Regions from separate parts of the Homo sapiens genome. Here region 1 is linked to region 2. Evidence: read pairs that join two places in POLR2A ChIA-PET (ENCODE). Cell type or tissue: B cell. All regions are shown on one strand. Links, peaks and the distances in the headings refer to the core of each region. The heading gives the core; the rest is flanking DNA. Region 1 holds the start of ELMO2 (engulfment and cell motility 2). Region 2 overlaps SLC35H1 (solute carrier family 35 member H1).

Evidence for each region. Peaks named below come from ENCODE experiments on the same cell type or tissue, not always from the same donor. Only the 100,000 strongest peaks of a DNase experiment are listed, where the experiment ranks them.
Region 1: POLR2A ChIA-PET joins it to region 2 with 7 read pairs; 16 of 35 experiments call an interaction of 5 or more read pairs at or near these places.

The regions. Positions count from the first base shown.
Region 1 is chr20:46,396,750-46,408,813 of GRCh38, forward strand. It overlaps ELMO2 (engulfment and cell motility 2), which reads right to left and starts at 9,866. Exons shown (of 22, transcript NM_133171.5): 1 at 9,799-9,866; 2 at 1,948-2,022. LOC124904917 (a long non-coding RNA gene) reads left to right here. Exons shown (of 3, transcript XR_007067614.1): 3 at 1-1,270. LOC105372633 (a long non-coding RNA gene) reads left to right here and starts at 10,030. Exons shown (of 4, transcript NR_146919.1): 1 at 10,030-10,099. RefSeq lists enhancers at 9,047-9,676, 9,677-10,306, 10,064-10,123, 10,574-10,733 and silencers at 9,304-9,893, 9,583-10,057. In B cell, for the core only: no CTCF peak of the experiment used is centred there; a DNase peak (open chromatin) is centred at 4,714.
Region 2 is chr20:46,330,599-46,348,000 of GRCh38, forward strand. It overlaps SLC35H1 (solute carrier family 35 member H1), which reads right to left. Exons shown (of 10, transcript NM_015945.12): 10 at 15,386-17,402. Among named protein-coding and RNA genes, the nearest start is that of SLC35H1, 25 kb to the right of the region's middle. RefSeq lists an enhancer at 6,925-7,426. In B cell, for the core only: no CTCF peak of the experiment used is centred there; no DNase peak of the experiment used is centred there.

The DNA.
Region 1 (12,064 bases), core at 3,403-5,902, 55 kb after region 2:
TTTAGAACCAAAGGCCTCAGGACCCAATCCTAGGTCTTTCACAATGTATACATGGCCCTTTAACCAAATCTCAGTTTTCTTCTATTGAAAGATGTGAGTGTAGAACTAAAGCATGTCTCAGGTGCCTTCTAAGTCTAAAAGTCCATGATTCTTAAGTGGAATTTAAAAAATCCAAGTGAGGATGCCCATTTTAAAGTCCTTACCAAATGAAGTTACACCCTTCCTTAATTTCGATGGTGCTGCTAAGAAACAAACCCCATGATTTTTAACTCCTTTCTGAACGCCGTCTTTGGAGATTAAGCTAAAGCTCATTAGGTTATAGCTATTATTTTCTCTTGACCCCATATGACATATCCTAGATTGACTCTCTCTTTATTAAAGTTAGCCCTGAATGATTCTCGGCTGTTCAAAAATTCGTATACATTTTAAAGCATGGAGATTTGCAACCACCAAACTATTTGAAAGATATTAATAAGCCCCCATTCTCAGTGACTCTGTCCTTCCCACAAAGCCCAGGCAGCCTCTCTGAACTGAATGACACTCTCCACAACCCTGCCATAGCTGATGGGACTAAAGTGAATACCCAACTTTAGCTGAACTATTCCAGTTCTTTCTCTTGAATTTAAAAGACAGAGACTGGCTGGGCGTGGTGGCTCATGTCTATAATCGCAGCACTTTGGGAGGCCAAGGTGGGTGGATCGCCTGAGGTCAGGAGTTTGAGACCACCCTGGCCAACATGGCAAAACCCCGTCTCTAGTAAAAATACAAAAAGTAGCCAGGCATGATGGTGGGCGCCTGTAATCCCAACTACTCGGGAGACTGAGGCAGGGAGGACAGCTTGAACCCAGGAGGCGGAGGTTTCAGTGAGCACAGATTGCACCATTACGCTCCAGCCTGGGCGACGGAATGAGACTCCATCATAAATAAATACACACATACATACATACAAACAAATAAAAGACACAGACTAAGGGAACTGGGTGATAATGACCCTGGAGAAGTAAGATCATAGTAAGCTTCAGAGCGAATACCATGGCAAGCCAAAGATCCGTACGAGCCAAAGATATGGAGAATAAAAAACCAAGAGCCTTTCAGAGGAAGTGATTCTGCAGGAGGAATCCATAAATATCTAAATGAACTGAGGCCAGAAATCAGAAAGAGATGGAAAAGCCATTACCTGCTAACTTTCCAGATTATGTGGCTATTACTTCCTATGCTCGGGGTACCTGAAAGTCCACTGTATCCTGCCAATAAAACTCCTATAAATTAAGCTAGTCTATGTTTCTACTCATTGCAACTAATACGCCTAAGACCACAGCTGCCCCCAAGCTCTGCAGGAACTCTAAAACGGAGGTCTGAGCAGACAGCAGCATCACTAGCATATGATGATGGTACTGGGTAAGCACTTAATTAACAATGGCTGAATTAATGAGAGCAAAACCCATGGGTTTGCTCTTACCCACTAGATAAGTCTGATTTGTTTGAAACAGATCGGTTATATGGTAACTTCATAGTAATCATATATCTAGTAGTAACGTACAGGTAGCCTCTTTATTTTTATTTTTTTAAATTTTTTTTAAAAGATGGAGTCTTGCTCTTGTCGCCTAGGCTGAAGTGCAATGGCATGATTTCAGCTCACTTCAACCTCTGTCTCCTGGGTTCAAGCGATTCTCCTGCCTCAGCTTCCTGAGTAGCTGGAATTACAGATACTCACCACCACGCCCAGCTAATTTTTGTATTTTTAGTAGAGACGGGGTTTCACCATGTTGGCCAGGCTGGTCTTGAACTCCTGACCTCAGGTGATCCATCTGCCTCGGCCTCTCAAAGTGCTGGGATTACAGGCGTGAGCCACTGTGCCCAGCCCAGGTAGCCTCTTTATAGTTGATTGCTCACTTCTATATCATTATTATAGTTGATGCTCATAAGAACTCTGAAAAACATTCCTACCTTACAGGTAAGGCAACTGAAGTTCAGACGGATTGACAAACTTGTTCTCCATGTACCTCTTTCTACACCTCCCTCCTAAAAGAAGGAAGGAAAGAAAAAAAATGAAGGGAGGGAAAAGAAATAAAACTAAATCAACCCAACACATCAGAACTGGGTCTCAAGCCTAGGTCTTAGGACTCCAAAGCGAGTTCTCATCGCTCTATATAATACTTCCTTAGATGATGACATTAGCTAGCAATTACATAATGCTAAGGCACTATTTTAAGGGCTTTACATATATTAATTCATTTAATCCACACAGCAATGCTGTGTGGTATGTTATTATCCCCACCTTAGAGATAAGAAAATGGAGGCACAGAGGAGTTAAGTAGAAGGCTCAGTGTCACATAGCTAGCAAGTGGCACAGCCAGAATTTGATACCAGGTTGTCTGGTGTTGCTGGAAAGCCATGAGAAAGCAGGTGGCTCTGCACCTGACCCGCAGCAGGTGCTTTGTGGAGATTTCTGGTTTGTGTATCTGAAACCAAAGCACACTGAGGCTAAGAAACCTTCACAGCAAGAACTCACCATTGTAACAGAAGACAGCTCTCCACTGTCTACAGGTGGGCCACACTCCCTCGTGTGCTATTTGGTCCTTTACAATCTAGCCATCCTGGACTACGGGCTATTTCTATAAGGCAGGCCATGTTCTTTCAATTCTTCTGTACCTTTGCACATTCTCTTCCTCCTACTGACTGTCAGAAGAGCTCCTATTCAAGCATCAGAGCCTAGTTCGGATGTTACCTCCTCCTTGTACTAGTCTTAGCTTTCTCTACTTTCCCTGGCAAAAGTAAATAGGACAGGGGCCTCTGTGTTCTCACAGCATCCTGTTCATACTTCCGTTAATGAGTACGATTTTGTCATACTCTATTACAGTTACATATTTACACATCTCCACTAGCTCCTCCTCCAGAACAGGTATAACTCTGCAGTCTCATAACCTAGCACAGCACTTGGTGTCCAGTGAAGGCTCAGTAAGCACCTGTGTCTGCTTAAACCCAATGGCTCTGATTTCTTCCACTCCTGTGAACCAGGCTGGCTCCAAACAGACAGGGACAGGCATGAACTGTGCAGGCTGTCTGGTGTTCCCTCTGCGTCCCAATACCCTCTAACTACACAGTATTTCCATTGTTTAACAGTTTGTTTTGGCTGGGCGCAGTGGCTCACACCTGTAATCCCAATGCTTTGGGAGGTCAAGGCAGGAGGATCACTTCAGGCCAGGAGTTCGAGACATTTCTCTACAAAAAATAAAAATTAGCTGGGCATGGTGGCGTGTGCCTGTAGTCCCTAGCTACTCAGGAGGCTGAGGCAGGAGAGTTGCTTGAGCCCAGGAGTTCGAGGCTGCAGTGAACTATGATCATGTCACTGAACTCTAGCCTGGGTGACAAAGTGAGATCCTGTCTCTATTAAAAAATAAAAATAAAATAAAAAACTGTTGTTTTCATATCAAACATTAGAATAAGTCTTACTGAAAAATCAGGGTTAGCACCCCTAACTCTAGTTGAAAGAAAGAGGAAAACCTCCCTCTGCTTTTCTCCCTATCGAAAAGAAACATCAGGAGATAGGAGACTAGAAATAATTCTGTTCTCCAGATAATATTCCCAGGATAAAGGATCTCCTTATAGGGAACCCTTCCAGCACGTGTTTGCTTACTCCCTTCATTTTCATTCTAGAAAGGAAGTAGAAATTAGGTCAAAGGAATTCAGTAACATTGCAAAATTCTCAGGGTTATAAATAGCCTCTTGCTCCGCCACTCAGCAGTACTGTAGCTCAATTGCAAACCACCAGCATAAGGGAGCTGTAGTTCCATATCCAGGCCCAGAGGGCCCCTTCCGGATTAAACAACTCCCCACCCTTCTACCTTCCACTCCTCTTTAAGCATTACAGATATAAGGATGATTTGGAAAACTCAAAATGCTACAAAACAGGAGACAGGCACACACTGACCTGATGACAATTTTACTATAAGTCATAAGAATGAAAGGCCAGTTTTTCAAACACAGAGCTGGGAAAAGTAGAGAAAAATAGGAACATTAGTGTCTCCAATGGAGCAGTCTCTAAGTGGCTTCTAGAAGGTGTGCTTATAAAATCAGCACTGTTACAGAAGCCCCATGGAGCTTTATCAATCACCCATGCAGTGACTGCTGCTTCACGGAGCTGGATTCTGAGAGCAGGATTGGAAACCGAATCTTAAGGAATGAAGTGAAAGATGATCTCCTCCTATTAGTAAGGAATTTGGGATGAAGAATGCCAGGTTTCCAGCTCCCCTCCTTCCCCCTATTCCTTTCAGGATAAGAACGGATGTGTACTTTTTGTTCAGTTATTTGGCTTTTGATTTGGTGAAGGAGGCATGGGTAAGTTTGGTTTATGTTTCCTGCAACAGAATGCAACCTCATCAAGAAGGCAAGTTGGAGTCACGCCCTTTCTAATCGAGAACACAATCTCTATAAAGGCTTCCCCCTCTGAAATCTTCTCATCTGAGAAGTGATTCAACTTCCCTTAGTTCAGTCCACTGAATGACGATCAGACTCTGAGGTACAGAAAAGGGAGGATTTGACTGGCAGAGATTAAGGTTCTTATGTTTACTGCTGGAAGCCCTGGGAAGGACCACCATACCAACAGCAGCTGAGGTTTCCCCTTTTTGTTGAAGTATGTTAGACACAGGACTCATTCACACATGGTAAAAAGCCACAAACTTACATAGAGGCAAAGGTGTGGTGAGAAGGGGTGTGGGGGCAGGGGAACTATTTGGGTTTCTTCATCTTGATTCCTGCTGTAAGAATGGCCTGGGTCTTCTCTTATCCTGCACAGACACCTTCTGTAGTGTTCCTATACTTAAAGAATAGTGCTTAAGTAAGCTCCTTAGCAGAGCATTCAACTTACTCCAGTTCCACCGTGGCTCTGTGGTGGAACTGGCTTTCAGATTCGCTTTTGCAGATGCCATGTTCTCACCAGACCACCTGTTCCCTGAAAAACCATGCTCTTCTGAGTCTGTATGTTTGCTTGTGCTATTATTTCCTCTTCCTTGTCCAGCTGGCAAACTTCAACTCAACCTTCAAGGCCCAGCTAAGATAATCACTCTTCTATGTGGCTTTCCTAATCCTCTCACCTCAGGGAAAATTAATTGCAGCCTCATCTGTGATCCCAGTCTTCTGTACATACCTTCCTGATCCTACTGATTTATAATTCTCTATGTGCAGTCTCTTCCCTGGCTACGATAGGTGTGATGTGCATACCAGCAGCGGCAGTATCCCTGGGAGCCCAGACCCACCCAATCAGAATCTGCCTTCAAACAAGATCCTGAGGTGGTTCAAGTGCATGTTCAAGTCTGGGACATAGGCTCTAGATCAGATAAGGTCCGAGAAACAGTGGTTCTCAACTCTGGTTGTGCACCATCAACACACACCCCAGGTCATTTATAAACTCTCAGATGCTCAGGGTTGACCCACAGCTCCAGGAGAGTTGACAACCTGAGGGCAAGGACTCATGAAGCCTAAGTCTATTCCCCCATCTACTCTTCCCCCAGTTTGCAGCACACTGCCTGCCACATAGCTGTGTCCACAGAATTCCACAGGAAAATTCCCTCCAGGGTGCCTCCAGACCTAAATGCCTTCAGAAGAGAGTGAAAACACTACTGACTGAGGATTATTAATTGCCTAGAACTTTCCAAATCCCTAACCACAATGACTGAAGAGATGAATTTACAAAAAGTCAGTGTTTACAAACCACTTACCTCAGTTTTTGGAAATGAGAGGAAACAGAAACTGAGATGGAAAATACAGATGAACTTCAGAATTAAACTTTAGAAAACCGTGATTGCACAAGGAGATGGAGCTTGGGTAGGGAGGGAGTGTGGTGTGCTGGGAAGAGTCCTGGGTTACAACTAAAATCTCGGGCTGTGAACTCCTTCAATACTGACCATAACAGCACAGCATTGTTCTCAGTGTAAAATCAGGCCAAGCCCTTTCATTACATAAATAAGGGAACTGAAGTCCAGAGAAGCTGGCAAGGCCATGCCACCAGTTAGGGACAAAAGAAGGCCTAGGCCCCCACTTCTGGTTTAGTCCTCCTCCTGCAGCACAGCTTTGCCACAAACACAAGCCTTTCTGGACCTCAGGTCCTGATCTACATCGGGGGCTGGACTAGATGTTTTTGAGCTTTCTTCCAACTTTGGCCTTCTAGTGAGGAAGTGTAGCTTAACAAGTTAGGAGCTGTGTTCTGGAGTGGGAAAGGCCTGAACTTGGATCTTAGCACTAACGATTTTCTTACCTGTAAAATGGGGATTAGCATCAACTCTACCCCGTAAAGCTGTTGTGAGCATCAAGTGGGATAATAAAGCACTAAGCATAATAGCAGAATTCTAACCGTGTGAACCTGAAGAAACTGCAAAAGCTCTGAAACCACGTTTCCCCAACACAGTAAGCCCTACCTGCTAGGCAGGTATGTTGTGTATTGTTGACAAAATAAGAGAGCATATGTGAAGGCAGTCCGGGAGGAAAGTCAATACAAAAGGCAAAGCATTTGTTGGTGTTCCACTATTATTATTACTATTTCCCAGTGGAAGAACTTTGGAAAATGTTATGATCAGTTCCAAAGCAGCAGCTAATACAATGCCTGGCAAATAAGAAGTGCTCAACAAATATTTTCTAGTGACTCACATGAAACCAGCATAGCATGCCTAATAGGGTTATAAATTCAAATGTCTTGGGCAGCCAAGCAGGTAAGTAAATAAAACAAGCAGCCTCCATGTAGGGTCTGTAACACTGCAAAGTACCACCTTGCCTAGAGGAGTTTAAATCCAACATTTTTAAAAACACATCATGCAGCTTGGCCAAGACAGCCACTTTGCAGCCTCCAGCCCATACTGATTCTGGCTCTTCATTACACCTCATGATGCCTTGCATACCATCTAGTCATTTTATGTGATCCAGTCTTGTCTTTCCAAGTATACCTGAAGCATCCTGAAGATGAAGGCTATGACATACACCGCCCAATCACCAAAAATGGCTTACAACAGTGCTGGTCACGTGGTAGATACTCAGTGAGCAATTGCTGAACTGGGGCTGTAGGCCGGGCGCCGTGGCTCACGCCTGTAATCTCAGAACTTTGGGAGGCTGAGGTGGGCGGGTCACTTGAGATCAGGAGTTCAATACCAGCCTGGCCAACATGGTGAAACCCCGTCTCTACTAAAAATACAAAAATCAGCCGGGCACGGTGGCAGGCACCTGTAATCCCAGCCACTCAGGAGGCTGAGGCACAAGAATCGCTTGAACGTGGGAGGTGGAGGTTGCAGTTAGCCGAGATGGCACCATTGCACTCCAGCCTGGGCGACAAGAGTAAAACTCCATCTCAAAAAAAAAATAGAAAAGCCAGGCTATAAACTCAAGCCTAGTATTCTCAGCACCTCTGAGATGCTGCATGGTATGTGTTTTTTTCTATCCAGGTCCTGGGACCAGACTTAGTCCAGGCTGGGCCGAGGTATGGTGACCAGGTCAAAGGACTTGCCTTGCAGGGTTTTCTTCAACTGCATCAAATATGCTTCTTGCTGAGCCACCTTGGCAGGTGGTACTGCTACATCTGGACACATTATCTGAGCACAGAACAAGCTAGAATATGCTGTACACTGAAGTTTTTAAAGAAGTTTGGTCCTGACTTCCTGTACCCTCAAACTTCCTTTGCACCTCCTAGAGTCCACATCAGATATATAGAAAGACCAGACTGAAGATGAACAGATAGAGGTCCTAATCTCACCTCCTCCACTTACAAACTCTAGAATTATCCCCGGCAGGCAACCTCTTTTAGAAGCTTCACTATCGATATCAGTAAAGTGCAGATAACAACAGTTATCTCAAAAGACTCTAGAGGGTATACAAAGTGTGTGACACTGTACAGCCCAATACCACAATCCCTGGCCATAGGTGGTTACTAAGCACTTGAAAAGTGGCACAGGCTGCCCTCTGTGTAAAATACAAACCAGGTTTCAAAAACTTAGTACAAAAAACAAGAACGTAAAATATCCCATTAATAATGTTTTAATATTGATTATGTTATAATAATATAATTTTGGAATATATTGTGTTAAATATATTACTAAAATAATTTCAGCTGTTCCATTTTTTAATGTGGCTACTAGAAAATTTAAAATTATATCTATGGCTCACATTACATTTCTATTAGACAGCAGCATCACTCTAGCATAGAGCCTGGCACACAAAAAGCATTCCAAATGTCAGTTTCATTCCCCTGCAGGTAGGACATCAGTGACCACGATTCACATCCCCTTCCTCTTGCCAAATTCAAACCCTGCATCTATTTATTTGGTAAATATTTATATTGCCTGGCCCTGTGTGAGATGCTAGAGATACTACATGAAGCAAAACCGACACTATCTTCTTCGTGGACCTTACAATCTGGTGGGATGGACAGAGAAATATCAATACTTTTGTAAATAAATGTAAAATTGCAGTTGTGCAAGTGTTGTTAAGGACAAGTACCCAGGGTGATAAACGTGGGGTACTGGTCGAAAAGTCAGGGACAGGGATGCCTCCCCTGCAGAAGTGATGCTTAAGCGGAGATCTGAAGGATGAAGAAGAGTTTACAAGACTAAGCCAGGGGAGGAAGAGCAGACCAGGGAGGAGGAATACTAAATAAAAGGCCCCAAGGAAGGCAGGAGCTTGGGATGTAGAAGGAACAGAAAGAGGCCAGTGTGTGGAGAGCACTGAGCAAGCGGACGGACGAGTAGACAGACTTGGGAGAGGTCAGCGGGACCGGATCTCCAGGGCCTGGGTGAGGTTCTGGATCTGACCCTACAAAGGGGTGGGACGCCGGGCCAGTTTCATGCCCTAAGCATCCAGATCTGCTCTGCATTTCTCGGCTGGGCGCGGTGGCTCACGCCTGTAATCCCAGCACTCTGGGAGGCCGAGACGGGCGGATCACTTGAGGTCAGGAGTTCGAGACCAGCCTAACACGGTGAAACCCCGTCTCTACTAAAAATACAAAAATTAGCTGGGCGTGGTGGCAGGCGCCCGTAATCCCAGCTACTTGGGAGGCTGAGGCAGGAGAATAGCTGGAACCTGGGAGGCGGAGGTTGCTGTGAGCCGAGATCGCGCCATTGCACTCCAGCCTGGGCGGCAGAGCGAGACTCCGTCTCGGAAAGGTTTCAAAAAAAAAGGAAAGGTTTCTCTGGGCACGGTGCAAGGCCGACAGGAGAAGGGCCCCTGTGCCTGCGCAGGGCAGACCAGTTAACACACTGCAACTGCCCAGGCAGGAAGCGAGAGGGGCCTGAACTCAAGGGTGAGCGCAGGAGGTGGAAAGTACATGCACCGGGGTGCTACTGAGCCAGCAGGATCCACGGGGCGGACTGGTGGACGCGGGCAGCCGGGTCCAGGTTGAGCATGACCCCGGGCTTTCAACTCGTGCGGGCCCGCCCCGAGCGCTCTCCGGCTTCTTCCCAGCCCTCTCCTTGCCGCCCCTCCCCGATCTTCCCACCCAACGCCTCCCTCCTTCTCCCTCCGACCGCTGCCCAGCCCAGCCCCCGTGCCTGACTGCCTGGCCCGCCCTCTTCCGCCACGCGACGCCCCTTCTGGGTCCAGGACCCGGTCTCTCCTCCCTTCCTAAGGCCCCGGCAGGGCCGCCACCCCTCGGGGGCCTGACGAGCCGGCGCGGTCCAGCCCAGGCCCGCCCTCTCAGCCCCTCAGCCTCCGGAGCAGACGCTAGCCGCAACGCTCGGCCCGGCCTCTCTTCCCTGCGTCTTTCGGGCCGGGCCCCTCTCCACCGCCTGCCGCGCCCCGACCCCCAGGGCGCCCCTCACTCACCAGGGCGCAGACCTAGGCCCAGCTCCTGCTCCCGGGTCTCCGCTCGGCGGCTCCTCCAGCCTCCGCCCGCCCCGCCTTCTTGGGACCCCGCCCCGCACAGGCCGGGCCCGGCTTCTATTGCTCCGACTCGCCGTCACGCTGAAGTCTCTTTCTTCAATTAGGTTGCTTGTCTGTCACTCAAGAAGGGGCGGGCACAGCTGCCGGTAGAGGGGAAAAACGCCGGCCGTCCCCGCCCCCCTAGTGGAGGCCTCTTAAAGAAACAGGACGCCATTCCCCTGCGGGCTACAGGGTCTGAAGGAAGGTAATTTCCCAGCTAACCCAAGAGGCAGCTTTCTTTTTCCCCCAAACTTTTTTTTCTTTTTGGTATGCAGTCCTAGAGTGAAGGAAAAGGCTTTTGCTCGCTGTGTCAAATCATAGGTTGTGAGCTCTAAGCGGGCCTCTGGTGGCACTCCGCCCTGTGCCCAGCGGGCACTTACCGCACACTCAACAGTGGGGATAGCTGTGGTTTGGGGAACTGAGTGGGAGGTGACAGTCGTGTCAGAGGCTGTGAGCAGCCGCGCTGCTCACCACCGAGTTGGAGCTAATTATACCGGCACCCAGGGCTGACCGTGGGCGCTGAGCAGAGGCAGAAGGGTACAACTCAGCTGTGCTGTTGGAAGGGATCCGTGGGAGGTGGCATTCGTCACTGCACCTGCGGATCGGAACAAGGCCGGGCACCGCGCCAAGGACTCACTCCTGCTGTCTCTCTTCATGCTCACAGCAGCCGTGTGATGGAGGGAGCACCGTGATCCCTTCGCTGCAGATGAGGAAACTGAGGCTCAGAGAGGGTCCGAGATCTTACAGCTGGTGAGGGGCAGAGCAAGATGCCAACCTATGCCTGTTGGATTCCAAAGTTTATACTTTAATCGTTTGTCTAGCAGATTCTTACAACAATCCTGGGAGGTGTGTATTCAGCTGTCCCTTTGCAGATAAAGAAACTGATACTCAGCAAAGAGACGATGTAGTGACTACCACTTGTAGGCCACTGCGCAGTCTGCAAAGCAGTTTTACATACGTTGTTTCATTTGATCCTCGAAACATCTTGGAATTAAAGATGATTTTTGTTAGTCCTATTTTACAGGTGAATAAAGTGAGGCTTGGGGAGGTTGAGGCTTAGCCATAGCTAACATTGCTAAAACTCTGGCAGGAGTTACTCTTTCTCCTTCTCACTGGCTGGACCCAGCCTTGACCTTGTGATGATGATGACGACGTGCTAGGGAACAGAGCTACAGCACAGGAGGTGCCAAATGCTACCTGCCTACTTGGGACACTCACTTCATACTCTTATGTGAAAGCGAAATGATCTTCTCCGTTCCTTTTATTATTAACTTTGATAGCAGGGAGGGCTGTTTGAGCCAACCCTGCACTCACACAACACTGAGGAAGAAAGGCTTAAATTTTGTACCCTGGGTGCCTCAGTTTGCTTCATCCTAGTCCTGGCTCTGCTTAATAACACATTTATCCAAGGAATGAATCACTCACTTGAGAGCTTTACAAGACTGTGTCATTTTTTTTTCCTGATATTGCCAGTGCAGGTTCTTTGATTGCCAGTCTTAGGAATCAATTCTGGCTAACTTTACCCAAAAAAGATTTTATTGGCAGGCTAGTGTTTAACTCACAGAGGTAACAGGAAGCTGGAGAATCAGGCTTAGAAAAGGACAGAAAGTGGAGATGCTTTGAGAGTTTAGGCAGGCAAGTGAATCAATTCCATGTTTTTCTTCCCTTTCTTGACCAGAGTTTTCTTTGATGAGTCAAAGTCCCTGGAGCAAGGGTTCGATTGGCGGAGCTCAGGTAACATGTCCACACTTTAGCTAAGGAGGGCGGGCAACTTGATGGACAGCTCCACCAAGACTGCACAGAAGTGCAGAGTTCCAGATCCCTCTTCCTCCACCTCAGCTGCTCCCAGTGGGCAACTAGGTTCAGGTGCCGTGTTTTCAGGCTGGAATCAAATAGGAGGAGTACCTGCAGCTGAATGTCATGATTACACAAATGCAATTGTGTCTGGCACGTGGGAGAGGATAGTAGAGATTCTGAGCTTTGTAACCTTGCAGACCTTTGTGCTATTTACCAGCTGTTTGTCCCTGGGTAAGTTACTAGATCTCTCTGAGCCTGTCTCCTCATGTGTACAATGGGGAGAATAACAGTACCAGCCTTAATGGATTGTTGTGAGAAATGAGATCACTGTAAATATACAACAGTTAGCAAAATGTCTGCATTTAAGTGCTCA
Region 2 (17,402 bases), core at 14,901-17,400:
CCTGGTGCCCCAATCTCTGCCTCAGTCTCTGAGCACCCCCACTGCCCCCTCTACTTGCTCTGTCCTGCATCGCTGTCTCTGGGTCTCTCCCTGTCATGGGGGATGGGGCTAGGGAGGGAGCAGGAAGCAGAGGGAAGAGGTATTGAGGGGGCATGGAGTGGGGGAGCAATTCAATTTCCAGAGTTGGCCCTGGCAATACCGGTTGTGTCGTGATAAGAAAGCCATTTCCCGTGATGGCTCCTAATCCACACCCTCCTGCCTTTGCATGCAGCAGCTCCCTTCATCTGCCTGTGGCCAGAGGCTGGAAGGGATCCCTGTCCACTATGGAAGGGGCCATGTCTGCTCCAAATGAACCATGCTGAGCAGCATCTGTGTGGCCGGGACAAAGACCCATGCCGAAATCTACAAGCCCAGGAGAAGCCGTCAAACCCGATGAATAATCCCTCGGACTGTTCTAAATTCAGATGGACATGCACAGCTGTGATCTAATTTGAGCCATACATCTGCCCTTGAGAGAAGTAGGGATCACTCCCATTTTACAGATGGGGAAAGTGAGGCTCAAAGTGGTTCAGTGATTTGCCCGAAGCTACACAGCAAGTGCGTGTAGAGAGAAGCGCAAGTTGATGTGTGCAGGGCTGAAGTGTGAGGTGAGGGTGCAGTGCGGGAGCCGCAGCCTGGGCTTCGAAGGTCGGGGGAGTAGGGGAAGGAGGGGAAGGAGACAGGCAGGGAGTATGAGGAGAGGTGAGGAGAGGTGTGTGCTGGGCAGCAGCTCGGTGGGAGCCCAGCTAGGAAAGGAGCCTCGGGGTGGCCTCGAGAGGATTTTAGTGCTGTCTGGGCAGGGGGTCTGTGGGATACAGACCTGGGAGGGATGGGGGCATGGTGGTCAGAGAAAGAAGCTGCTGGAGGACACAGGCGAGCCAGGACCACAGTCAGGGAGGCAGCTGTGACTGTCAGCAGGAACACGGGAATCCTCTACGAGACACCTACACCTGAGTCCTGACATCAAAGGGGTTTCTCGCCTCTCCGGTCGCCTGGTTTGGAGCTCAGCTTTCTTGAAAACTTTCTTCCTGCCAGTCTCCTGCACAGGCCCTGGACACTCCTTGGGCTGGACTGGGCCCCTTTTCCAGCCACACCCTTCACTGGCTGGGAGGGTTGCAGGGAGGCCTCGGGCTGAGCCAGGCCCTTCTGCTGGCTCCCCTGTGGCCCGCAGGGGCAGAGGAGGGAGGGCAGCTGGGCTGGGGATTCAACAGGAGGGGCAGTCTAGGTGAAGCCAGCCAGGCCCTCCTGATTTGCTCCCCACCAGGAAGTTTTCTTTGTTTGTTTTGGTTTTTCCTTTTTGTTTTATTGAGACAAGGTGTTGCTCTGTCGCCCTAGCTGGAGTGCAGTGGTGTGATCACAGCTTACTGCAGCCTTGACCTCCCAGGCTCAAGTAATCCTCCAGCCTCAGCCTCCCAAGTAGCTGGAATTACAGGCACGTGCCACCTCGCCTGGCTAATTTTTAAACTTTGTAGAGACGAGGTCCCACTGTGTTGTGCAGGCTGATCTCAAACTCCTGGCCTCAAGATCAAAGTCTTGGCTTCAAGTGATCCTCCTGCCTGCGCCTCCCAGAGTGCTGGGATTACAGGCATGAGGAGAACTGACCAGGAATACAAGCAAGGATGGATCCCGAATCCTGTTTGTCTCCCTCTGCATCCCTACCCCCCACTGCTGACTCCAGAAGGCCTGGTGGGGAGCGGTGGTGGATCTGGGGGCTACAAAGCCGGGCAGGATTGTTTACCCTCTCCCTACCTTCCCCTCACTGGCCCAACTGTGATGGGGGTGAGATGGCAGGCTGGGGCTGTGGGAGGCTCCCAGAACAGCTGGTGGCTGTGCAGGGCCGTGGGTGGTGGCAAGTGGGGACCTGCTGGAGCAGGCAAGCTAATCTCATTTGGTTGCTGCAGTCGCAAACAAGGACTGCATGCTAAGTGGCCAGAGGCAGCAGCGGGACTCAGGGCCGACCCAGGCCCCACGCATACCTGGGAGCACCTAGAGGCCAGCCCTGGTTTGAATGAGGAGCCATGTTGGGCAGGGGCAGGGGAATAAGGAGGGGGAGGATGCGTCTTGTGGGGTAAGAGGTTACTCCCCGGGAAATACCTGCTGGGAGATAGGGCGCCAGGGTCAGCCAGCTCCTCCCAATCCTCTGGCCTCTCCTCCTCTAGCCCTCCTCCTGTAGGGTCCTGGATCAGATGCCACTGGGCAGGAGGCATCTGGAGAGCAAGCTTCATCCCCTTTGCCAGCAGAATTGTGATTGGAGAGAGGGACCCGCCTGTTCACAGCAGAGCATGAGGGAGGCATCGGGGAAGGTGCTGGAAGAGGGGAGGGGAGGGGGCTGGGGGAGCCTTGAGCCTCGAGGCCCTGCCCAGTCACTCCACTCCTCTGAGCCTCTAGGGGCTTGTTTAGAGGCAGGGCCAGGGAGGTGCAAGAAGATGCCCTGGCTGTAAAAAGGTGATTGGGCTTGCGACTCTTGTGAAATGGTCTGAAACTATCTTTAGCTTAGATGGGAGTGCCAGGCTTGCAGGGCCCAGGTTTGGCAGATGAGCCAGGCCAGAAGCCAGTGCCCTGAGGGCTTCCTGACTGCCACCCACACTCTCCGCCCGGCTGCCACTTCTCGGAGCAGCTGGTACCATCAGCTCCCAGGGAGAATCCTGAAATCACACAGGTAGCTCTGGTCTTTGGGCAAAGGTTTGTGCTCTAGACGTGGGTGGCCTGAACTTGGGGCTGCATCATGGTAACAGATGGATTTGAAGGCAGAGCTTGCAAGGGAGTCCAGATGGCCACAGCCACCATCCAGGTCTGTTTTTGGTACTTGCTGGGCCCCTGTGGGCAGCTCCATTTGCAACCCCTTTGGAGCTCCTTAGCTCAGGTCTTGCTGATAAAAATAAGCCCTGCCAATCACAGGGGGCTTGAACCACTCTGTGACTCAGCTTCCACATCTACCCCTGAGGGGCTGCTAATGAAATGAAATGAGGCATCTCAAGTGTCCTGCCCAGAAGCCGGTGCAAAGGAAGTTCTGTTTTCGTTTTGCAGCATCTCAGCCCAGTGTACCACAATGTTCTATCATTACAGTCTGATGGGCCTTTAGAAAAACGGCTCTGCTTCACTTGCTGTGTGACTGTGGGCAAATATCTTCACCTCTCTGAACCTCAGATTCTCCATCTGTAAAGTGGCAACAATAATACGTACTTTATAGGAATGTTGTGAGGAGCTAAAGAAGAATATAAGCAAACTTGAATAAGGCAATAAATATAAACACAGAACAGTATCCAGTTGGCAATAGGTGCTTGATCAATATCTGTTGCCTGTGCAACACTTTACTTTTCAGGGGGATACACTGAGGTCCAGAGAGGGGAAAGAGTTCATCCAGGATCCCAGCTGGATCAAAGGTCTCCTGATGTCTGCTGGAGGAACAAGAGAGAGGAAATCCCTGGCCTTTTGTTTCACCAACTGTAAAATGAGAGGGCTTCACCGATCTATGGTTTCCAGCTGGGATCTGGGCTCTCGGGGGCCACTGTTGGAGTCAACACCAAGCCCGCGGAGCTCCGGGACCACCTTTTCTGGTTCTCAGTCCACGTCTCTTTCACTCGTGAAGGGCTGCGGAAGGCTCCACGTGAACAAACTTCCTGCCGCTCAGCCTTGAATGTGTGAAAGCCCCCTACTTGTTTATTTTCAGGGCTCCTGGCAGCGCAGACTCTCTGGGACAGGGATTCCTCCCAAGACCCCTGCCCAGGTAGACCCCCTATGTCCTGGCCTGGGTCAGGGTTGGCTCAGCTGCCTGGAGTGGGTGAGCAGACCAGAAGCATGACCCTGCCCCACCCCCAGCCAGCTGCAGCCCGGGCCTGGGATGCTGGTTCCGCCAGCAGTTAAAGTCCCCCTGGTTGTCTAATTTAATCACAGCTGTGTGCACGGTGACTCTATAAATAATTTTTAGTGCGACATAACCATTATTTCACTAATTGCTTCACGCGCACCCCTGGCCTGTGAGATAAATTAAGGTTTGCTGAGTCAGCACCTTTGGCTGATGCTGCTTTGGGGTTTGGAAGTACAGCCCCAACAACTGGGCTGTTCCCACACCAGCCTCAGCCCAGCACTGAGGGGAGGGCGCCCCTCACGTGAAGTGGCCAAGGGTAGAATGAGTGAGGAGGAATGAGGAAAGGGCTAATAAGGGTGGCCATGTACAGTTGCACAGGTTGTGTCCTGCACCAGGGTGCTTGGCTAAGGGGGCAAGTGGGGGCTGAAATCCAGCCCATACTACACTTTTGCAATCCATGTGCTCTGACATGGGATTTTGTTGGCCCAGAAGAAGGTGGTACCTTCTTTTAATTTGCACAAAGGCTAGGAAGGAATCAGCAGCTCCAGAATGAACTACCACATAGCAGGTTGTCAGGGCCACCTCTCTGAGAGAGGAGGCCAGGCAGAATATCCTTAAGGATCTTCTCATGTTAGCAACAGCATGGAGACCCAGGCTCTAGATCTGATGCTGAGTGACCTGGGCAAGTGACCTTCCCTCCTCTGTGTTTTAATATCTTGACAGTTTGATCCCATCCAGAGCCTGTGTTCTTTCCTCTGCCTATCATACTCCAAATTCAGTAGGTGTGGCTGGAAAAAAAGGTTCACATGGTCAAGTACATTTGAGAAACATCGAGTTAAGTGGTTTCTTTCTGTAGAAATTTTCAGAGAGCCTACAGTGTGTTCAGGAGCAGCAGACTTGCAGGGAGGGGTGGAGATGGTGTAGCTTTTCCCAGTGCATTTGGCTGTGGAATCCTTCATTTTAGGACTCTTATTCATCCTGGGATCCTAGTGTCTATCTCTGGGCTTATTAGTGAGTGGATGTCATCCCCAAGGACAGAGAACGCTCCTATTCCTGGCCATAACTCTAGACTCAAGGCACTTCCCTATCTGTCATCTAGATCTGATGCTGAGTGACCTTGGGCAAGTGATGCAAGATTGCGAGTGGGCAAGATTGCTAGATCTTGCCTTCCTTCTTTGAAGGAAAATCTAGCAAAAATAGGTCTCCCTTCAAATCGGTGAAGTGTGGGGGGAGCATCCTGAGTCCACGGGACTCGAAGTTCCTTGAGGGCAGGTGCTATGTCTACCTTATTTATTGCCAGTTCCCTGGGGCTTAGCTTGGGACCATCTCTTGAGTGAATGAATGAGTGTCTATTTTGAAAAGAGACAGGAAAGGAGATAATTGGCTTCATATCCTGCCCCAAACCTTACTGGCTGGTGACCTTTGAGCAGATTGCTTCTGAGAGTCCAGTGCCACCACAGCTCTGTGTCTCTTTTGTCAAATGTAGATCAAGGACCAGATATGGTGGCTCACGCCTGTAATCCCAGCACTTTGGGAGGCCAAGGCGGGTGAATCACCTGAGGTCAGGAGTTCGAAACTAGCCTGGCCAACATGGTGAAACTCCGTCTCTACTAAAAATACAAAAATTAGCCGGGCATGGTGGTGCACACTTGTAATCCTAGCTCCTTGGGAGGCTGAGGCAGGAGAATCGCTTGAACCCGGGAGACGGAGGTTGCAGTGAGCCAAGATCGCTCCACTGCACTCCAGCCTGAGCAGCAGAGTGAAACTCCGTCTCAAAAAAAAAAAAAAAAAAAAAATTAAACTCTCGGTACTTCAGCCATAAAAAAGGAACGAGATCATGTCCTTTGCAGAGATACGGATGGAACTGAAGGCCATCATCCTTAGCAGACTAACGCAGGACCAGAAAACCAAATACTGCATGTTCTTACTTACAAGTGGGAGCTAAATGATGAGAACACATGGACCCAAAGGGGGAACAACACATACTGGGGCCTGTTGGAGGGTGGAGGGTGGGAGGAGGGACAGGAGCAGGGGAAAATAACTAATAGGTGCTAGGCTTAGTATCTGGGTGACAAAATAATCTGTACAACAAACCCTCAAGACATGGGTTTACCTATACAACAAATCTGCACTTGTAACCCCTGAACTTAAAAGTTAAAAACTCTCCATCCTCTCATTCCTAAAGTGCTGAAGTGAGGCTCAGATGCAAAGACGGTTGTGAGTGAGTGCTCCTTCCACAGTGTGAAACACTTGACAAATGCAAGGGATTAATCCTATGATCTGTATCCTCCTTGGTTCCCTCTCTGGGCTGGGCTGTGATCACGTATTCCAAGCTGCTGTTGACTGAGTGCTGACCTCGGGTCAGGGCCTGTCCCAGAGGTCTTTCACACATTCTGTGCACACTTGTCCAGTAACCCTCACAGCACTGTGAGAAGAAGGGATTACCTTTGTTTTATGAAAAAGAAAAGTGAGGTTCAGAGAGGTGATGTGGTTTACCTGAGGTCACACAGCTGTAAACTGCAGAGCTTGGGATTTGAATCCAGACATGGTTCCAAAACATGTCTTTTCTCTTCATTCCCAGCTTATTGGCTCCCAGGTTACCACCTTATTCTCCCCCTACTCCGTTTTGGGCAGGGTGTTGAGGCAGGTTATGCAGGGATGCTGGCTTCAGAGGACTACTGGCCTCCTTGTCAAGTCATTTTGCTATTTTCACAAGGACAAGGGCAACCATTTGTTGAGCATCTACCATGCATCTGGCATTGAGCTGGCTGCTTTAGATCTGTTATTTTCCCACATTAAATCCTCACCCAAAATCTATGATGTAGAAAAAACCACTCTCATTTTAGAAAGGGACACTGAGCTGGGCGCGGTGGCTCACACCTGTAATCCCAGTGCTTTGGAAAGCTCAGGTAGGAGGATCACTTGAGTCCAGGAGTTATAGACCGGCCTGGGCAACATAGGGAGACCCTGGCTCTACAAAAAGCTACAAAATTAGGCAGGCCTGGTGGTGCATGCCTGTAGTCCCAGCTACCTGGGAGGCTGAGTGGAAGGATCGCTTAAGCCCTGGAAGTTGAGGCTGCAGTGGGTCAAGATTGCGCCACTGCACTCTAGCATGGGAGACAGAGTGACACCCTGTCTCGAGGAAAAAAAAAAGGAGACCAAGGCTTGGAGTGGTTATGTGACCTGCTCAACCGCATGCAATTAGTAAACAAGCAGCCAAGCTGAAATTCCACCCAAGTGGGTCTGATCCCAGAAGCTGGCTATTTCCCTGGCTTCTCCTTCGTGGCCCTGAATATCCAGCCCCAGTTGGGGAGGGGTGACCTGTGGCTCCTGGGTCCAACACACTGGGTCTGTCTGCAATAGCTGCCGTGGAGACGTCCCCGCGGTGCATCATGACCTCTGGGGCTCTCCTTCCCCAGAGCCCCGTGGGCCCTGCCCTTGGTGCCTGGCACACTATTACTGCCTGGGAAACGCTGAAGAATGATGACAGGGCTGTAAGCCTGGCTTCTCCAAGTTTCTGCTTGACCTCCAAGGGACCAGAGGAGGAGCGGGGAGAGCAGGGAGTGGAGTGGCTGCCGACATCCACAGCTGATGCAGGGACTCGTGTGTGCCTGGGCCTCCCTCTGAAAGCTGCCTTTGGAAGGTGGTCACAGCCAGTCTGCTCACGCCCCCAGTCACGCCACCTATTAGCCTGGCTGCCCTGGGCACAGTGACCTCTCCCAGGCTGGCGTCCCCTCCCAGGGTGAGTCCATCACCACCAGTCACAGCCGAGCTCCTGTGCTTGGCTTTCAAGGCCCCTCGCATCTGCCTCAAGCCTCCCTGTCTTTCCAGCCTCCTCTATTGCTTATTCATTTATTTAAAAAATATTTGTTGATCAACTATGTGCCTGGCAGATGTTCTAGGTCCTGAAAATACAGCAGAGAACAGAACAGATAAAATCTCTGCTCTTCTGGGAAAAATTGACAGAAAGCAAGTTGACGAATAAATGTATGATGTTGGGTAGTGAAAGGGACTTATAAAAAAAAAAAAAAAAGAACCAGACCCTCCCCCTGCCCCAAGGCATCTAGAGATAGAATTCAGGGGGTCAGTGAAGTTAGAGGAGGAAAAAAATTATATTTTTATCTCACTAACCTGTAACTAAAATATCGCATTTTTCTTCAATTATAAATGTTGGCAACATACCACGGTAGTATTAGCAGTGCCTGTGACTTTGTCACCAACAGAAATCAGATATTTCCTATCACATTACAGTTGTTGCATACATTTTGAAACATCATTGACACTCATCACTGCTTCAAAATTGTTGTGGTTAATAGAACTGCCACGAGATCTTGTTATTTAATGCATTAATAAAGAAGTGCATCTAGTACTGTATCACTCATTTGTTTTGTAAATATTTTGAAAACGATTTCTATATAATTGGCTGCCTTGATAAATCTATGTATTTTCGTCTATGCCTTTAAAATCATTATTCTGAGAAGGGCTTCACCAGGGCCAAGGGGTCCATGGCCCCAGATGCATTAACTCCTGGAGTGGAGATGGATGGGGAGGAGGGGCGGGTTTTTAGCTGGAGTGGTCAAGGAAGCCTCTCCGGGGAGGTGGTATTTGATCAGCAACATAAAGTGGGCAAAGGAGCTGCCATGCGAAGATTTGAGTCAAATTCATTGCAGGCAGAGGGAACAGCAAGTCTAAGGGCTCTGGGGTAAGAAGGAACAATGAGGCCAAGGTGGCTGGAACAAAGTGACCAGCGAAGGGAGAAGACAGAGAGGCGCATGGACCACACATGATGTAAGGTCTGGCTTTGGTGAGGACTCGGGATTGTATTCCCAGCAAGGTGGGATGCTACGGAAGGGTTCTGAGTCAGGCGTGATGCATTCAGATTTCTCAATTAGAAGGATCCCTTTGGCTGTGGGGCAGAGAATGGGGCACTGAGTAGTGGGTAGGAGGGGAAGCAGGAAGACCAGGAGCTAGGGGTCTGCAGCATCCAGTGAAAGATCACGTGGCTTGGAGCAGGCTGAGACTGGAGAAGTGGCCCCATTCAGGATGCATCTTGAGACTGGAGCCTGCAGAGCTTATGAGGAACTAAAAGAGCCATTAACTTTCACCCTTCTGCTTTGGCTTATGCCACTCCTGGAACTCGCTTTCCTGCCATCTCCATCCTCCAGCCAGCTCTCTCCCTGGATTCTTCACCCATGTGGCAAAAACTGCTAGTAGCCTCCTCTTTTTCCATTTCCTTACTAATAGCCCCCAATATTACCTGGGGGAGCAATGTGCCCAGCTCAGAGGCCAATTCTCCCAGCCTCCTCTGCAGTGACGGGTTGCTTTGGAGATACTGGAGCTGTCATCTGGTGGGGTTTCCAGGAACAGGCTTTTTATAGGAAGCTGACTCCTTCTTTTGCCCCTCTTTTTCCTCCCTGGAACATGAACAGGATGGTTGAAGGTCACTTTCCCCAAAAGCATTTTGGGACCATGAGGAAATCACAGTGACCTTGACCCTGATATTCTTGATATCAAGGTGGGGCTTTATGGAGTCAAAAAATTCTAATTAGGTTTTGTTATTAGCAGTAGAATAAAATTCCCACCGGGTACAACTACAAATTTAACTGCTTATTGGACATCTCCCTCAGAATAACATAGCCCCCCAGACTCATTGTGTCTAATTCCGGGTCTGCCGTCTTTGTCTCAAGTAATTTCTTTTCGGGGAATCCATATATCTGTAAGAAAAGAGAACTAATAGGCCGGGGGCGGTGGCTCACACCTGTAATCCCAGCACTTTGGGAGGCTGAGGCGGGCAGATCCGAGGTCAGGAGATCGAGACCATCCTGGCTAACACGGTGAAATCCCATCTCTACTAAAAATACAAAAAATTAGCTGGGCGTGGTGGCGGGCACCTGTAGTCCCAGCTACTCGGGAGGCTGAGGCAGGAGAATGGCATGAACCCGGGAGGCGGAGGTTGCAGTGAGCAGAGATAGCGCCACTGCAGTCCAGCCTGGGCAAAAGAGCGAGACTCCATCTCAAAAAAAAAAGAAAAGAGAACTAATAGTTTAAGAGCTGCGTCTATTTACCCATCTACCACTGACCCTCCCACCCACCCATCCTTCATCCACTTCTGTTCATCTGGGCATGCATCCATTCAACATGCTTTTATTGAGCACCTACTATGCACTGGGCCCCGTGCTAGATGGGGGGCTGGAGGTATGAATAACATATTTTTTTTTTGAGTCTCACTCTGTTGCCAAGGCTGGAGTGCAATGGTTTGATCTTGGCTCACTGCAGCCTCTGCCTCCCAGGTTCAAGCAATTCTCTTGCCTCAGCCTCCTCAGTAGCTGGGTTACAGGCGTGTGCCACCACACCCAGCTAATTTTTGTATTTTTTAGTAGAGACGGGGGTTTTGCCATATTGGCCAGGCTGGTCTTGAACTCCTGACCTCAAGTGATCAACCTGCCTCGGCCTCCCAAAGTGCTGGGATTACAGGCGTGAGCCACCGCACTCGGCCAATATATCTTATTTTAGGCCCATCTGTGTCTATATAAGCAGAATATCTCTAGAAGAATCCACCAGATGCTGGGAACTAGGAGTGCCCCTATGGAGGGAAACTCAGCACCAGGACACATGGGTTTTTATTCCTTTTGAATCTTCTGAATTCTGTATCATGTGTATGTTTTCACCCTCTAAATGTTTTTAATTAACAATATATGTACATCTCATTCGGATCTTCAGAATTTGCCTTGCTCCTGAAAGGATTTGAGGCAGCTTGTTAGAATACACAGAGATGAATAGACGCAGCCCTGCTGTCAGGGAGCTAACAGTCTCGTGGGTAAGAGAGATGAATAAACAATTCCAATACAGCGTTGCAGGAGGGGCAGAGGGGTGCAGACAACAGGCCACTTGGCATGCTCTTGAGGGATCATGGGGCTGCACTCAGCCACTGCCCCTGAGTAATGACCTGACACGGCCACCTTCTCCTTGCCCCCGTCTGGGCTTGAAAACCAAGATGTTCACATTTGGAACATACATGATGGAGACACCCCCGTCCCTCCCTGCCCACTCCCAAGTTCAGGCACTTGTGCTGAGCTGACCCCTAAGTCACCAAGCACCACAGTGCCCCTGTGCCCACATGTCCAGGTCGGGGGTGGCTGCAGTAGCACGGCGTGTTGTCTCTGTGTTTCTGCTTGCCCTGCGGATGAACGCACAGAGCGCATGAGGGAGGCTGTCTCCAGCGCCCTGATGTCCAGCACAGCTACAACCCCTTTTGCAGCCTCAGGCTGGGAAGTGGGGATGGGGGCTGAGGGAGGGCAGGAGCTGGGATGGCATGGCGGGGACGGCGGAGAGGACCAGCCACGCTGCTTGGAGAATGTGGTCTTTTCAGAGCAGCCCTTTGAAATCGAGCAAGAATAACTTTAAACAATAAGATGCTTCTCTCTCCCCCTCAGTTGTTGCCCAGGCAACGCCAGAGTGCTCAACAACTGTTTAGTTTTTTAAGAAACCAAATCTCCCTCCCTTTGGTCAGCTACCGCCAGGAAGATGAAGAGGCGGTGGCGCTGCCCCTTGCGGCCCATTGTGTTGGACCCGGGTCAGCCGCCTGCAGCAGTGACATTTAAATCTGATGCTACATATTATATATGAACCCCGAGCCGCACTCCTTCACGACTTGTGCTCCCTAACCGGGGAGGCTTCAATCTCCCACCCCAGACTTCTTGCCCGCTTGTGGCTCTGGCAGTCCTGGGGAGTCACAGCTGAGAGGCTGACCTCTGCCTGGCAAAGCAGCTGGGAGCTGAGGAGGACATTGGGTGGTGATCCGTCCCCAACCCTCTGCATCACGGACCCATGAGAGCCCTCATCAAGCCAGCAGTCACCTCATCCACCCAGGCAGTGTTTAACCCCCAGCAGCTCTGCTAAACTGTTTTTGAGGGGCCTTGACCTCTGCACCAGCAGCTCACCTGTTTTACATTTGCCTGCTCAAAAGGCAGATTGGTGCCCTTTATCTCTGTAGGGTCTTCCACAATCCAGCAAGAGACGTTTTTTGTTATCCCCAGTTACAGATAAAGCAGCCCAGGTGCAGAGAGCTCTGAAAGCTGACTACGAGATGTCAGGCACTTCCAAACGGAAGCCCTGATGGCCGCCCACGGAGCCAGGTGCTACCTCAAGCCCATTCCTCCAGAAGTGGAAACTGAGGTTCCAGGGGTTAAAGTGATGACCAGTGGGTATGGCAGGATTTGGACCTGGGCCAGCCCAACTGCAGGGCCTTGCGTCTCATCCTACACTGCCTTGGTGAGACCCTGTGACTCAAGGACAGATGGGCAGATCTCTCCTGGCTCCCAGGCTTGGCCAGTGTGCCCTCCTAGAGTGGGGATCGGTGCCCCACTTCGCCTCTAAGGAAGGAACATGATAAACTTTGGCAACATGAAGTTCTGGGTTGTGTGTCCTTAGGCAAGTTCAAAGAAGGTATTTAAATCCTCACTTTGCTTATCTGTAGAATGGGGACGGTCTCCAGCTGGCAGCACTGTTGTGAAGAAGCAAGTAATGACAGCTGCCCCGTAGAGAGAGCTGACATGTTTTGGGCAGTGTCTAACCACTCCGTTTAATCATCACAGTGACTCCAGACTCAGGTCCTATGATCATCTCCATTTTCAGATGAAGAAACAGACACCCCGGGAGGTGGAGTCACATGGCTAGAAACTAAAGCCAACGAACATAACCCACAGGGACAGGTCCTGGCACATAGTAGGTTCAAAGCGGACATTGGCTGTCTTCTCCTAGGAAGATAAATAGAGGGGATTCTGTCTCCTGGGAAACAAAACCTGGGAGAAAGGTAAATTTAGAAAAACGAAACCAGGTTAGCGCAAGCCCCTTATCCAGCTCGGCAGCACAGTCAGGATGGGAAATTGGCTTCAGACACAACAAAAACTAGAAGGGGAAGTCTCGACATTTGTGAAATGAGAGAGCAGGGGTAGGGGAGGCCAGGGCCCTGGACTCTGAGGAGGGATCTGCTCTTCCCTACCCAGGGCTTGAAGGGCTGCACGAGGGGGGACGCCACCAGCAGAGGCTGGGGCAGGGCCGGTTCCAGGCCCAGACGGGGTGAGGGAGTCCCACACCTGAGACAGATGGCCTTGCCCCATCTGGGAATCCCTGGAGGTTGTGCCGAGTCCCTAGCAGTGACAGGAAACACAGGCAGATGACAAGCTGCCAAGGTGCAGGGATCACATTTCCTAGCTGATGCTTCCGCCCCATCTCCTAGGGCCCTTTCTCTCCCAGGAAACTGGTGGACACTCATCCTCCAGTTCCCACCTCCCCCTGCAGAAGGCTCCTGTCCCCGCGTCCCCCCTTCCTGCCCCCGCCAGCGCATCTCGTTTAGCACCGCTAAATGGCAAGCCCAGAGGTACAATGTCGGAAGGGGCTGGGGTAATGAACTCCCATTGGCTTCCTTCACGAGATCACTGCCTTAATTTACGAGGCCTGAGTGAGTCTCATTTCCCCAGTGCACGTTGAGTAATTAACTATTAATAAAAGCATTACTGAGTTAACCATGGGGGCATGTTTAATTCATGGGGCAGCCCAGGAACAGGATGGGAGGCTTGGGCTCAGTGGGGGATTCCTCGCAAAGCAAAATATTGCCAGCAGGATGCCGCCAGGCCCTGGGCCCCCTACAGTGGGCCACCTTTTCTGTCCCTAGCCAGAGTAACCTAATCTCAGGAGGGTAGTGAGGCTGCCTGCCATCCCAACCACAGGGCTGCTGAGCTCTGGGAGGTGTAAGCCCCTGCTGGGCTATAGGGCTGTCTGCTTGGTGGCTAAAGAGCTGAGTGACCTTGGGCAAGTCACTTGGCCTCTCTGAGCCTGTTTCATATCTGGAAAGCAGGGCTGTTCAGAACCAACAGCTTCCCAGGGTGGATTGCAGGACTAAGGAGCTCAAGCATGGAAAAGGATGTGGTAAATGACCCAATGCTCTTTACTCGCATGAAATTATTTTAGGACCTCCCTCTTCCCCCTCCTCATGCTAGAGATACCACTGTTGACTGTTAGGGGGCGGGGAGAGGATCTACTTACTTGTTCAAAATAACATGATGGAACAATCCTATCAGGATACCTCCTCTTTTCAAAGATGGATCAGTAGCCCCGCTCCCCCTCCTCTTTCCCCATGTGCACCTCTGGCCAGCCACGGGTGAACAAATTGTTACAGCAGCCAAACACACCAACCTCAAGCTCACGCACATCTCTGCACCTTCGCATCTGCTTTCCCCTTGCAAGGTACGCCTCTTTTGTCTGCTTAGCAAACTTCTATTTAGTCTTCAAGACTCAATTCAAAAGGGTCAGCTCTTCCTGGAAGTCTGCTCTCCTCCTGACCCAGACGGTTGCTCCCTTTCCTGTGGCTCCCATACATTCAACTATTATGGCATCTGTCCATCCACCATCCATCCATCATCCATCTACCCATCCATCCACCTATCCATCTACCATCCATTCATCCATCATCCATCCATCCATCCATCCACCCACCCATTCATCCATCCATCATATATCTACCCATCCATCCATCAACCTATCCATCTATCCATCCATTATCCATCTCTCCATCCATCCATCCATCCATCCTTCATCCATCTACCCCTCCATCCATCTACCTAACTGTCCATCCACCCATCCAGCCATCCACCAACCCATCCATCGATTATCCATCCATCCGTCCTTTTATATTTGTTGAACAACTACCATGTACATCTCTGATCACACGGTTTTGAATGAGTCTGGCTTTCCATAGACCAATGATTCTTAATCTTTTGGGGGTCAAGGACACTGTCTCCCAGAAAAACATGTAAATGCACACACATGCTGGATGCTGCTTTCCTCTTCAGAGATCCCTGGTCATCCCTGAAGCCAGACTGTGGACCCTGGTTGTGGTAGACACTGTGATGTGGTGTTCAGGTCTCCGGTTGGGAGTGAAGGACTTATTTCCTCAGTTGCTGGGAGTCCGGCAGTCATCCTTCTTTGGGGTTTGTCTTGAAGAAACTGCCTTACCCAAAGTCACATCTCCTTCCAGGGGCAGGCTCACTTCCAATGACAGGTCAATGCTGTGGTGTAAGGCCATGAGCCTCTCACCCCAACTCGGGACAACTCTGAAAGGTATCTCAGCTTTAGAGTTCCCCATGGGGTTGGCTGAGGCTTTTGGTAGGACTGCCTTGAAGCTCAACTTCCCCTCTGCCCTAACCTGCCGCCTTCTCCTTTCCACAGGTAATTTTTCCAAGACCACTTTCTAATAAATGTCCTGCACTCTAATCTCCATCTCTGAATCTAATTCCCAGGGAATCCACTGGATTAAAAAGCCCTGCAGAAGCCAGGCATGGTGGCACAAGCCTGCAGTCCCAGCAACTCAGGAGGCTAAGGTGGGAGGATCACTTGAGCCCAGGAGGTCAAGGTAGCAGTAAGCTATGATTGTGCCACTGCACTCCACCCTGGAAGACAGAGGAAGACCCCATCTCTAATAAATAAAATAAAATAAAATAAAATAAAATAAAATAAAATAAAAAGCCCTACAGAAGTTCCTTGAGGACAGAGACCATGTTTTAATGACTTCGATATCTCCAGCAGCGATCACCGGCCAGGGCACATTGTAGACTGTCCAGAAACACTGATGGAATGCATTTGAATGCATTTTCCTCTGGTTCTATGTTCTGTCCTTCTGTTGTTCCCCAGCAGGAGAGTTCTCATCTGACATCCAGAAGAGGACGGCCCCACCAGCAGGATGGTGGTGGGACTGGGAGATGCTGGCCTGTTTCTGGGAAGTATGTTAGTTGCCAACGAAACTAAATAACCATGGGAACAGACGTTAAGCTAATTGGTTACTACAAAGCAGGGGTGAAGGGACGTGGCTGATGTCAGGGCTGTGCAGTTAGGGTGAAAACTCCATGGGATGGCTGGGAGACCGGAGGCTGGCAGGAATGGGCGGTGGTGGGAGGGAGCAGCCCCTTCTTACAGGGCAAGTCATTTGGAAGTTAGAACCTGTAAAATCCCCACTTTAGTTTCCGCTAGTGGAAATTCCTTCAAAAAACAAGCATCTGGGCCGGGTGCGATGGCTCACACCTGTAATCCCAGCACTTTGGGAGGTCAAGGCAGGTGGATTACCTGAGGTCAGGAGTTCAAGACCGGCCTGGCCAACATGTACTGAAATACAAAAATACAAAATACTAAAAATACAAAAAATGCTGTGGCGTAAAGCCATGAACCTCTCACCCCAACTTGGGACAACTCTGAAAGGCATCTCAGCTTTAGAGCTCCCTGTACTAAACATACAAAAAATTAGCCAGGCATGGTGGTGGGTGCCTGTAATCCCAGCTACTTGGGAAGCTGAGACAGGAGAATCACTTGAACCCGGGAGGTGGAGGTTGCAGCGAGCCAAGATCGTGCCATTGCACTCCAGCCTGGGCAATAAGAGCAAAAACTCCATGTCAAAAAAAAAAAAAAAAAAGCATCTGTTAAGTGCATGCTCAGTACCAGACACTGCAGCAGAGATGGGGATCTTGGAAGGCCAGAGCTCCAACGCTGGCTCCTCCTCTCATCTGGGCGAGTTATGTGACGTCCTTCCTGCTCCATTTCCTGAGTGGTGATGACTATGAGCCGAGCACTGTGTGCTTTACCTACATTATTTTATTTCACCTTCACAGTAGCTTCCTTCAGGTGTATGTATTATTATTCCTTCTGTAGAGACAAGGAAACAGGCTCGGAGAAGATCAGCAACGTGTCCAAAAGCACGCAGCTAATCACAGCAAAGAGAGACACGTCTCTCACTCTACGGCGTCTGCAGGTTGTATCCTTAGCCATCGTTATGCTTAACCACTTGGAACTTAGTTTCCACAGCTAGGAAAGAAATACAATCAGTCCTTACTGCACCGGGCTGTTACAGATTAAATAACCTATGGCAAAGGCCTAGATGGTGCCCAGTGAACGGTCTTTTCTGTTCTTTCTTCCCCATTCCCCAGCCCACTGCCTCATCACTTTCCTGGGCTGGGAGGAAGGCTGACTCCAAAAATGAATGTCTCTGTCCCCAAGTCCGGCAGTGTCTGCCATGTAGCCAGTACTCACTGAATGCTGTCGACCTAAATGGATGGCCTGGGAGTCCCCACCCTCAGTCCATCACTAGTGTGTGATGCAGGAAGCTGCAGCAAGTACCATGAGGAGAATTCTCTTGGTGCCATGTAACTACTCTCAAGCCACTGGGATTTTCAGGTTTTTCACAGCAGGATAAAGCAGAAACAGATGGAGACAATCCCTTGAGCCCTCAAGGCAGAAAAGGGTACCGGAGTGAAGATGAAGGTATGCCGGGCCCTGCCTGATGGCTCAGGTCCCTCCCACAGGCAAACTGCAGCCCATTCTCACCGCCACCACAACACCAACTGTGGACGTCCTCACATATTGGAGCCATTAACCTTCCTTCCACTGTGGGCCCCTGGGAGAGGTGGTGGGCAGGTAAGCACTTGAAACTCGAACCTGCAGGTCAGTCCTCTCTCCGCCCCTTCTGCAGAAGCCTCGGAGCTGGGGCTGTGTGGGGACAGACACCACAGCC